2 separate regions of the Homo sapiens genome follow, and region 2 is linked to region 1. Evidence: chromatin contacts called from ENCODE Hi-C or POLR2A ChIA-PET data. All regions are on one chromosome and are shown on one strand. The core of a region is the stretch at or near the end of the contact, and the rest is flanking DNA. Distances in the headings are between cores, read along the strand shown. Region 1 overlaps TLE1 (TLE family member 1, transcriptional corepressor). Region 2 overlaps TLE1 (TLE family member 1, transcriptional corepressor).

The links. Hi-C counts contacts between places; a loop is a spot of excess contacts on that map. ChIA-PET counts read pairs that join two places held with the same protein, here RNA polymerase II (POLR2A). Pooled maps may share reads with other maps.
Region 2: a loop to region 1 is called in a map of B cell, with 2.3 times the contacts of the local background. The contact joins two enhancer-like sites. A Hi-C loop is called at or near these places in 5 of 168 maps with a recorded cell type or tissue (B cell, endothelial cell of hepatic sinusoid, endothelial cell of umbilical vein and 2 more) and 7 of 50 pooled maps. POLR2A ChIA-PET finds 5 or more read pairs at or near these places in 3 of 52 experiments (AG04450, HEK293 and activated B cell).

The regions. Positions count from the first base shown.
Region 1 is chr9:81,598,758-81,603,704 of GRCh38, forward strand. All of the region lies in intron 14 of TLE1 (TLE family member 1, transcriptional corepressor), which reads right to left. Among named protein-coding and RNA genes, the nearest start is that of TLE1, 88 kb to the right of the region's middle. Within about 2 kb of position 3,079, at least 4 of the 41 ENCODE cell types and tissues checked have a DNase peak (open chromatin) inside an H3K27ac peak, as active enhancers do.
Region 2 is chr9:81,652,997-81,657,725 of GRCh38, forward strand. TLE1 (TLE family member 1, transcriptional corepressor) reads right to left here. Exons shown (of 20, transcript NM_005077.5): 5 at 978-1,040. Among named protein-coding and RNA genes, the nearest start is that of TLE1, 34 kb to the right of the region's middle. Within about 2 kb of position 3,060, at least 4 of the 41 ENCODE cell types and tissues checked have a DNase peak (open chromatin) inside an H3K27ac peak, as active enhancers do.

The DNA.
Region 1 (4,947 bases), core at 1,829-4,328:
TTAGACCACAGAAAAGATAATGAAAGCAATGACAATAATGAAGTGAAATCCATAGCTTTCCCCTAAGCCAGCTAAATCCAGTGGATGCTGGGCCCTTCCCAAGTAAGCTGTGGCAGAAGCAACCAGAGGTCACATGGAACAAGCTCCATCCTGCATCTGGGCCCTGGAAAGCAGGACCCACACAGTCAAGTGCAAGAAGTCAGAAGGCACAAGCAATTGCTTCAGTTTAATGACCAGTAACATGTGGGCACCAAGCCTAACTAACTTGAGCCTCATTTCCCCATTTTTACAATGTGCCCTGACAAAACTTAGCCTATGAACAGGACTGCTGAGGTGTGAAGTAATGAAGCCACATGGGAAAGTACTTCAAGAAAACTATGAAGCGCAATATAGTCAACCTTTGTTTGCCACATCACAGGAGGGGGCTCACTATCCCTTACTGTTTAGAGATGAGGGAAGGTGGCACAGGATAGGCTAAGTAACTCGCCCATAACCACGGCTAGTAAGCGGTAGACCAACTCCAGCTCAGCCCAGCTGCAAAAGTGGAGCTGTTAATCTTTACCTTAGCTTCCACATCAGCACTACCTGTGACGTTATCCCCTCAAGAGGGATAACGTGGGACCCACCAGGACAAAGACACCTACCCCACACATCGTGAGCAACATAAGGCATGTCGACATCGTGAGTGTGACTGTGGGGGCTGGGGGAACCGGGCTCCTTATGGAATGGATGAGAATAATGTAATTTATGATTCCAGAGGATACTCTTAGCCTGAAAACTAATAAAGGCGGTGGCTGGGAGGAATAGTGACATGGGGCTCATAAGAAAATCAGTCTTATTATTCTAAGACTTTAGAAGAAAGTATAATTTACCTGCTATGGGTAAAACCTTCCTCTGTCAATTTTTTTTAAGGGTCTGCACATCTAACCCATGACATCTACAAAATTTTTCCAGTTTGGCCATTTGCGTATTCTTCCAAATAGAAAATATGCAGAACAGGGTATAATTCCCACCTTATTTGGAAGACAGCATTTCTGTGTTAACGGAGGGCTTTATTAACAACTAACTTGAAAGTAGCAAACTTCAAAGCATTAGGTTGGGAGACTCTTTGTTTCCTTATTTAGAGGCATACACTCTATTTTCATTTATTTTTTTTAAAGGCAAATACAAAACTTCTTAAAATGGATATGTAAAAGAAGATTACAAGCAAAGAAAACAAGAAACAGATGACCTAAGTTGATAAATGAGGAAGTATTCCAGCCAAAGTCAACATTTAAGATTCTGAGTTCTAGGACCTAACTTCCTCTATCAATTACACGTTTCCAAACTTCTCAATGTGCTGGGGCAGGAACAAGGCTCCTAAACAGGACAAAGATACAAATGGAGAAATTCTTGGATGGAAAGTAAAACAAAAAGAGGCTTAATATATTGCTATTTCAAAGCTAAACTAAAAAATTCCAGCAAAGGAACTATCACTACAGACAAAAACGAGCATTATCCAAGCAAGAAATATACACACTACATTTATATCCCATAAACCAAAAGTCATTTCTGACAAGGTGAAGAGGGAGAGAGAGAAGTAAAGTGAGGAATTATTATAGCTAAACACAACTGACATCAAAAGGAAGGTCCTCCCAGCTACTCAGGAGGCTGAGGCAGGAGGATCCCCTGAGCTCAGGAGTTTGAGGTCACCCTGGAGATCCCCATCTCATTTTTCTTTTTAAAAAGGAACGGCCTCACCTCAACTTAATTTCAAAAAATTAAGCTACATATTCCTATATCAGAAGGTAGAAAAACAGAAATTAAACTAATACCCACATGGCAATAATAAGGAACAAAATGGGCATGTTATTTTTAGCATTTAATAGACCAAAAAAAAAAAAAAAAACCTACCCAAATATCACTGTGATGGTCAATTTTATATGTCAACTTGATTAAATCAACTAAGGGACACCAGAGTGGCTGATAAAACTATTTCTAGGTGTGCCTCTGAGGCTGTTTCTAGAAGAGATTAGCATTTGAATAGGTAACCTGAGTAAAGAAGGTCCCCCACCAGTGCAGGTGGGTATCACTGAAGGCCTGGACAGGACAGAAAGTTAGAGGAGGAGCAAGTGTGCCCTTCACTTGAGCTGGAACATCTACCTGCTGCTCTCGATTATCAGTGCTACTGGTTCTCAGGCCTCAGCTTGGAGTAGAACTGCGCCAGCTTTCCCGGGCCTCCAGCTTGCAGACAATAAATCATGGGATTTCTCAGTCTACACAGTCGTGTGAGCCAATCCCTCCAAATAACTCCTTCTCCATATCCATATCTATAGTTTATTGGTTCTGTTTCTCTGGAGAACCCAGAGTCATACAACCCCATCAAATAAAAAGAGGGCTGAATCAATTTTCAAGTCCACTAAATAAGCGAGCTGTGGAATCTAGACAAAAACAGAGAAACCAGAAGATCAGAAACAGAAAAAGTGGGGTGAAAGGGGGAAGCCCCCGGCCACTGAAACTTTTTCTTGGCTAAAAGCCTGGAAAGGGTCTCTAATCACTGCTGCAAGTGTTTTCCTATGAGGCAATTTTACCCCAAACGTAGTTAAGATTTTTCTTTTCCCTTTAGGCTCTAAACCAAAAAGGTACTTTAAAGATTTATTTAAACACTAAACAAGTGGGTAGAAGATTTCTAAATTACATGTCTGGCATTAAAACATAGGGTGAAAGGACCTGTAACTACCCTAGACTCTTAAGCCAAACTATTATTAGCCTGAGTTATTACTGACCTCTAGGTGCTAATATATAAGGCAGGTAGAGCACAGCCCCCAGGTATTTATAGGGAGAACAGCAGTGCTACAGTGCCAGAAAAAAAAAAAAAAAGTCTAACTAAACTTTGGAATTTCTCTTACCAATGATCTCCACAGAGCTCAGGGGAATAAATGTCCTAAAACTAAAAATGAATTCAAGTTATGCTGAACTAAACAATACCAATTAAATCCAGCCTTGAGGGTATGAAAACAAGCTCAGGGTTACCTCTTATAAACCAACACTACTTAATAATTCGAAAATGCGAACAAGGGATCTCCTTTAGAAAAGAATGAATCACAGGATCTTACACAATCCTGGACCTGTCTCCCACCTATTCAAGGCAACGAACATTTGTTTCCTGGGTATCTATGCTCAAGGGACAAGACTTCGGGAACTTCCATCCTCCTGGGGAGGAAGCAGATAGAAACACGGCTTGTACACGATTATAATCCAAGCTCTCAAAAGTGTGAGAAGTGTCATAAGATGTTTCACGGTGCAACTGGAGGGAGACCATAGATGGGAAGGCATCCATGAAGGCTTCATGAAGGAGGTAGCAACTCAAGTGGGCTTTGAAGGACAGAAAATACTTCAACAGAAAGAGACCAGTGAGAAGGGAAGCTGCTCCAGGGAGCAGGGGCTGGAGTCATCAGGGAACAGAGGCTCATCCCATTGTGTTAGCACAGGATGTAAAGCACACAGGACATGGCACCGGAAAAGCAGGCTGGGGGGATATTACCAGCGGGGCCTTGAAGGGCACGTCGGTTTATACAGGTCGAACATCCCTTATCCAAAATGCTTCAGGACCAGAAGTGTTTCTGATGTCGGATTTTTTTCAGACTTCAGAATATTTACATATACATAAATGAGTCATCTTGGGGATGGGACCCAGTCTAAACACAAAATTCATTTCTGTTTCATACAGACCTTATGCACTTAGCCTGAAGGTGATTTTAGTTTTCCCTTGGGGATACCAAATAAACTGTGTGTTGTGTGTTTTGACCGCACCTTGTCACATGAGGTCAGGTGTGGAATTTTCCATGTGTGGCTCATGTCGGTACTCAAAAAGTTTCAGATTTTGAAGCATTTTGGATTTTGAATTTTCGAATTAAGATGCTCAATCTGTATTCAACTTTTGAAGATCTCTGTGCAACACATGGACCTGATAAGTGCTTTACAATAAAGAATACACTGACAGCAATCTGATGAGGAAGGAAGACAACACTCAGCTAGGACCTTACTGACAAAACTGGGCATGAGAAAGGTGAGAATTTTAACAAAGAATAAGACTGTTAAAAAAAAAACGAGTTAAATGGGGAAGAATCTAACACTAAAGTTTGGGCTCAGATGTCAGAGGGAATGGGAATGATGCTTTAACAAAGAGAAGAAGTTTGGGGAGGCTGGAATGGGTATGAGAGAGGAGGGAAGGTGACCAGGGTGGTTGGGAAACCCATCTTGTCATCTTAACACCGGAAACAGGAGTGTGGAATGGTAGCACTACAAGTCATCTTACTCTGTTCCACTCTGATTGACAACAGCGTGAAGTCACCGGGCCTTTGCACATGCTGCTCTCTCCACCTAGAGGTTCAGCCCCTTCCCCTATTGGGTTAGTGCAGCTCTGAAAACCCTTCTGCAGGGAATCCCTGCTTGACTATTCTCAATGGGATCAGTCCCCCATGCTGTGTCATAGGCTTTCTAGGACACTGTTCCTCTGTAATAGCTCCGTGGTAGCCTCAGGGTCTACAATTCTGCCTTGGATTTTGTGATTATTTAACTCATGTTCCCCTTGAAGGATCCTGTTCAGGATATGCCACACCAAATATGCCCTTTCGGTATATTGGTTATATTGAGCTGAAAACACTTGAGAAATGAGAGATCCAGGAAAGACTTTCTGACCTCTCTCTTTCTATACAAAAACAGGCCATAAAATTTCCCACGAGAAAGGTGCCCTCCCTGTACCAGAAACAGAAGAACAGCCTTATCACCAGAGTCTGGGAATCAACACTAAAAGGGATTTCCACAAATAAACTTACCAAAATAACCTTTGTCTCCCACAAGTTTTCCCCCAATATATCTATCTCTTAGTTACTTCCCCACAATTTACTGCCTCCAGCCCAAAACTCTTTTTCTTGTCATGTCTTCACAAATTTGTCATTTCTTTGT
Region 2 (4,729 bases), core at 1,810-4,309, 54 kb after region 1:
ACACCTCCCAACTCCCAACTCCACCCACAAATAAAAACAAAGCCATAAATTTACTTTGGGAGGCATGAGAATGTAACATAGAGCCGTGGATCACTAAAGTCTAACAACTACTGATATACTCAAAAGGCAGACAAATCTATTGTCATATCAGACAGACAAAGGTTATGGTGGAAGAGGCTGTTACAACAATAATGAGATGGTGACCATCCGGCATGGAGCAACAGGTGCCAACCAGGATACCCAGTATTCCAACTCCTAGTCCAATAAACTTTCCACCCTGCGTGAAGATGCATTCATCCCGTGCACACTTAGAACACGTTACAGCATTTACTAGCTTATATCCAGAAGGAAGGTAAACTTTTCAAGGCAAAGCTAAAATACAATAGTCTTGAGTCAGTTTCATAGATTACTCATATAAAGAGATTCCTCCCTCAAAGAATGTTAAGATTAAACCTCTATGACTTTGTAACTAAACAAAATAGCTTATACATACATATGACTCATTAAGTTAATGTATTTTGGACTATTATCATCCACCCCTTCAAGGACAGCATTAAGACAACTGCCTTGATACATAAGTACAAAAGAACTATCTGCCTCCATAGTAAAGTCTACCTTGATGGAACCATTTTTAAAAGTCAGTATGAGAACAGCTTTCTATTTAAAAGATATAAAAGACACCTGAATTTTCAGTAGCTCTCAAGCTTATGCTACTTAAAGCAAAAGCTGTACATTGGATAGTCATTTTGCAGTTTTCCACAGGAAAAAAAATTAATTTGGGGGTTGAGCTATTGTCACCATTTCTACAGTGTGCCCTCAGATGTGTTGGATAGACTAGCAGGGGGTTTACACACTTCAGCTGTAACAGATGTTCTTCACACTTGTTCCTTGTGATAAAATTAACATCTTAAAACTAGCTAATTTGCAAACAGAGAAGCAACATAATTGCACTTTAACAGCTGAACAATTTTACTTACTTCCTGAGACAGAAATGGGATGACTTGTGCACAAATCGTATTCAATCTCTTGGCGATTTCAGTCTATAAAGACAAAGCCACACAAATGTTTAGAATACTTCACAATCAGTTCAGAAAGGTAAAACTTCATACCCCTAACACTTCAGTCCTCCTCTCCCTTGCTCTGGAAATGTGTATAAAATGGTTTCCCCAGGTTATGTTACTAATACTTATCTTGAAATAAACAGTAGATATTAATCCCACTTGCAAAGTAAGCCACAACTGCACACTTCATTGTAATAAGAGATGAGTAGTTTGATTGAGTTGGAAAATCTAGGCGGTTTAAGGCTATATGATCATTTAATATGGTGACTATATATATATACACATATATATATGTATTTTTGAGACAGAGTCTTGCTCTGTCGCCCAGGCTGGAGTGCAGTGGCACGATCTCGGCTCACCACAAGCTCTGCCTCCCGGGTTCACACCCTTCTCCTGCCTCAGCCTCCCAAGTAGCTGGGACTACAGGCGCCCGCCACCACTCCCGGCTAATTTTTTTCTATTTTTAGTAGAGGTGGGGTTTCACCGTGTTAGCCAGGATGGTCTCGATCTCCTGACCTCGTGATCCGCCCGCCTCGGCCTCCCAAAGTGCTGGGATTACAGGCGTGAGCCACTGCACCCAGCCAAGTGTACTTTTTCAATGATGGCACACCATGACACATTTATGTCATTATTGCAAGTTCATTCAAGCGGGTGTCAGAAGCCACTGCAGCTGCAGCACTGTCAAAGCAGTCCACCTTTCAAAGATGAGGCCTAAGGTGATAGAGTAGAAGAAAGGCCTGCTGACCTCTTTGCCACTTGTCCCAGCTCTTGTACAACTGAAAAAGGATTTTATTGTTCATAGCTTCCCTAAGTCTCAAACTTTCAAACAAACCAAGAAAACATGACTAAAAACATTCCAGTCTAGAGGGTGATGGTCAAGTCATGATATCCTGAGTATTCGGAAAGTTTCGCCACAGTTCAGTAACAAACTCAAAGACCTCACCGACAGGGCCCAGGGGTCAGCTGAACATAATAAAAGGTGTCCTTAGTGTCTATAGCACGGGCTGTTTTAAAGAAGGCAGGAAAGGCCGGGTGCGGTGGCTCGCGCCTGTAATCCCAGCACTTTCTGAGGCCAAGGCATGTGGATTATGAGGTCAGGAGTTCAAGACCAGCCTAGCCAAGATGGTGAAACCCCGTCTCTACTCAAAATACAAAAATTAGCCGGGCGTGATGGTGGGCGCCTGTAATACCAGCTACTCGGGAGGCTGCGGCAGAGAACTGCTTGAACGAGGGAGGTGCAGGCTGCAGTGAGCCGAGATCACGCCACTGCACTCCAGCCTGTGCGACAGTGAGACTCCACCTCAAAAAATAAAAAAAATAAAGAAGGCTGGAAAAACCTTTGCTCCGCTCCACATCCACAGCAGTCCCTCTGCTACAAGGGACAAAAACTGGCAAGAGAGGGAACAGAGGGTACTCTACTTCTAGCCCAGGGAAGGGTCCACCTGCAGCACCTCCAACACCCTACAGCAATGCAAAGCAGCTCTGCTTTCCTCTACCTAGGAAGAACCAGTTCTGCTTTTTTAAAAAAGAAAAAAAAAGTCATCTGTAAAGAGGCCCATCCTTGACCTTACTTATTTCATCATTTTGTCAATGCTTACTAAATGCCACCTATATTACTGAATTAAGCAATGAAAAGGATCACAAGAAAAAAACTTAAAAGCACGCAGTCCATGACCTTGAGAAATAGAGAATGGAAAAAGACAAAGTAGAAATCCCAGGAACAAAGTCGAGCCTGCGGTGAGCTGAGATCGCGCCACTATACTCCAGCCAAGGCGACAGAGCAAGACCCTGTCTCAAAAAAAAAAAAAAAAAGAAAAGAAAAGAACAAAACCCCAGGAACTTTACAATCAAGCATATAAAAAACAGCAGCCTTGTATCTTCTAAGATGATCTGAATTAACTAAGCAAAGTCTTTGGTTTTATAAGATTGGATTTAGTCTGACCCAACCCAATTCTCCCTGACCACCAATGAGACAAGGTTACAGACAGACCATGCCTTGGACAAAATGTACTAGAAGGGGAAATGACTGGTAGAGAGAGGAAGCCCGTGCATGACCTTGCTTTAGCCAGCGAGGCAGATATATGCAAAAAGGGTGCAGCTGTACCAGGTACAAAAACAGAACTGGGTCAGCCCCACCCAGTTCATTTGATCACAGCCACCCACTCAAGCTACCTCAAGGTCATGGCTCTCCTCGAAAGCATGGGCAAGGCTTTCCTTTGCAACAGGGTTCTGCACTGTCTATTTGAGTGCATGTAAAGGAGTAGAGATGCCTTTGGTAGGTATCCTACTTAGGTCCTTGCTCCCAACTCCCTACCTACCACACATTCCTGCAACACTCTGTACATTCCTCTTCTCGGAAATTCACATTGAAGGTTTCCAGTTTTAAAAATGATATATGCTCACTTTGAACTCATACACATGCACACAGATACATATACAGAAATATAAAAGAAAGTTAAAATAACCCTGAGCCCATCATCCAAGGATAAGCATGGGTAACATATTGGTGATTTTAGGATACCATCATTCCAGGTTCTCACTTATGTGCACAGAAGCCCAGAGTGAGAGACACATTTTAATACCAAGGGGTTTCCGTTACATACCCTGCCTTTCTATAATTTGTTAATCAAACATGTGTCAGGGACACCATCCCAGTCAATACAGATTAACAAGTACCTTGAAACATTCCACCATACAAGCATATAGATGTCTAAGTACTATTGACACCAGTGAATATTTATGTTTCATTTAATTTTGCACAATTAACAACTCTGTCAAATACGCCTCCACACAGATCTCTAAAAGGAATCCCTAGATGTGAAACTGCTGGGTCAAAGTGTATGCATATTTTAAGTTGCAATGCATGCTGCCAAACTGCCCAGCAGAAAAGCTGTACCAATTATTGCGAGTTTAGGAGGGTTCCTGCTCTCCCACCCAGTGTCAATATTGAGTTTTGTTGACCTTCCTTTAATCTTCATCCATCTAATGGATTAAAAAATGACCTCATTTTTATTTGCATTACTTGAATTCTTCCTCTAGTTAAACATCTTTTCATGTATTTATTGCTCCACTCTATGTTTCCTTTCTCCATTCTTCCATTGTTGCTTAATCATTTTTGTCCTTTGGTGGTGCTTCCTTGAATGGGACAAATATTAACCCTTTATCAGAGTTTGCTCAGCTTGCCACTTGTCTTTCAACCTTGCTTAATATGATTTTTTTGCTGTATAGAACTTTAAGTCTTTATGTGGTCAAATGAAAGCATTTTCTTCCTATGCTCCTGGCCTTTAGGTAAAGATTAGAACACATCAATATCATAAAAGCCATTCTTACTTTTCTTCTAGTGTGCTATGGCTGCACTTTTTATGCTTAACTATTTAACTGGAATTTATTTTGGTTTAAGAAAAGATGCCCTCATCTTTAACTATGATAGCAACTATGTGTTACTACCTAGAATGGCATCAAAGTAGACTTGAACATGGTCGGAGGACAGTTAAGATCCAGTCTGAATGAAATGAACTTGTAAACCTTTAATAATATTAAAGTTATCAAAAATAAAATAAAGAAAAGAAAGACATATGAAAGCAAAGGCAATGAATACAGTGGTCTCTCGGTATCTGTGAGGGATTGGTTCAGAATCCCCCATGGAAACCAAAATCTAAGGATGCTCA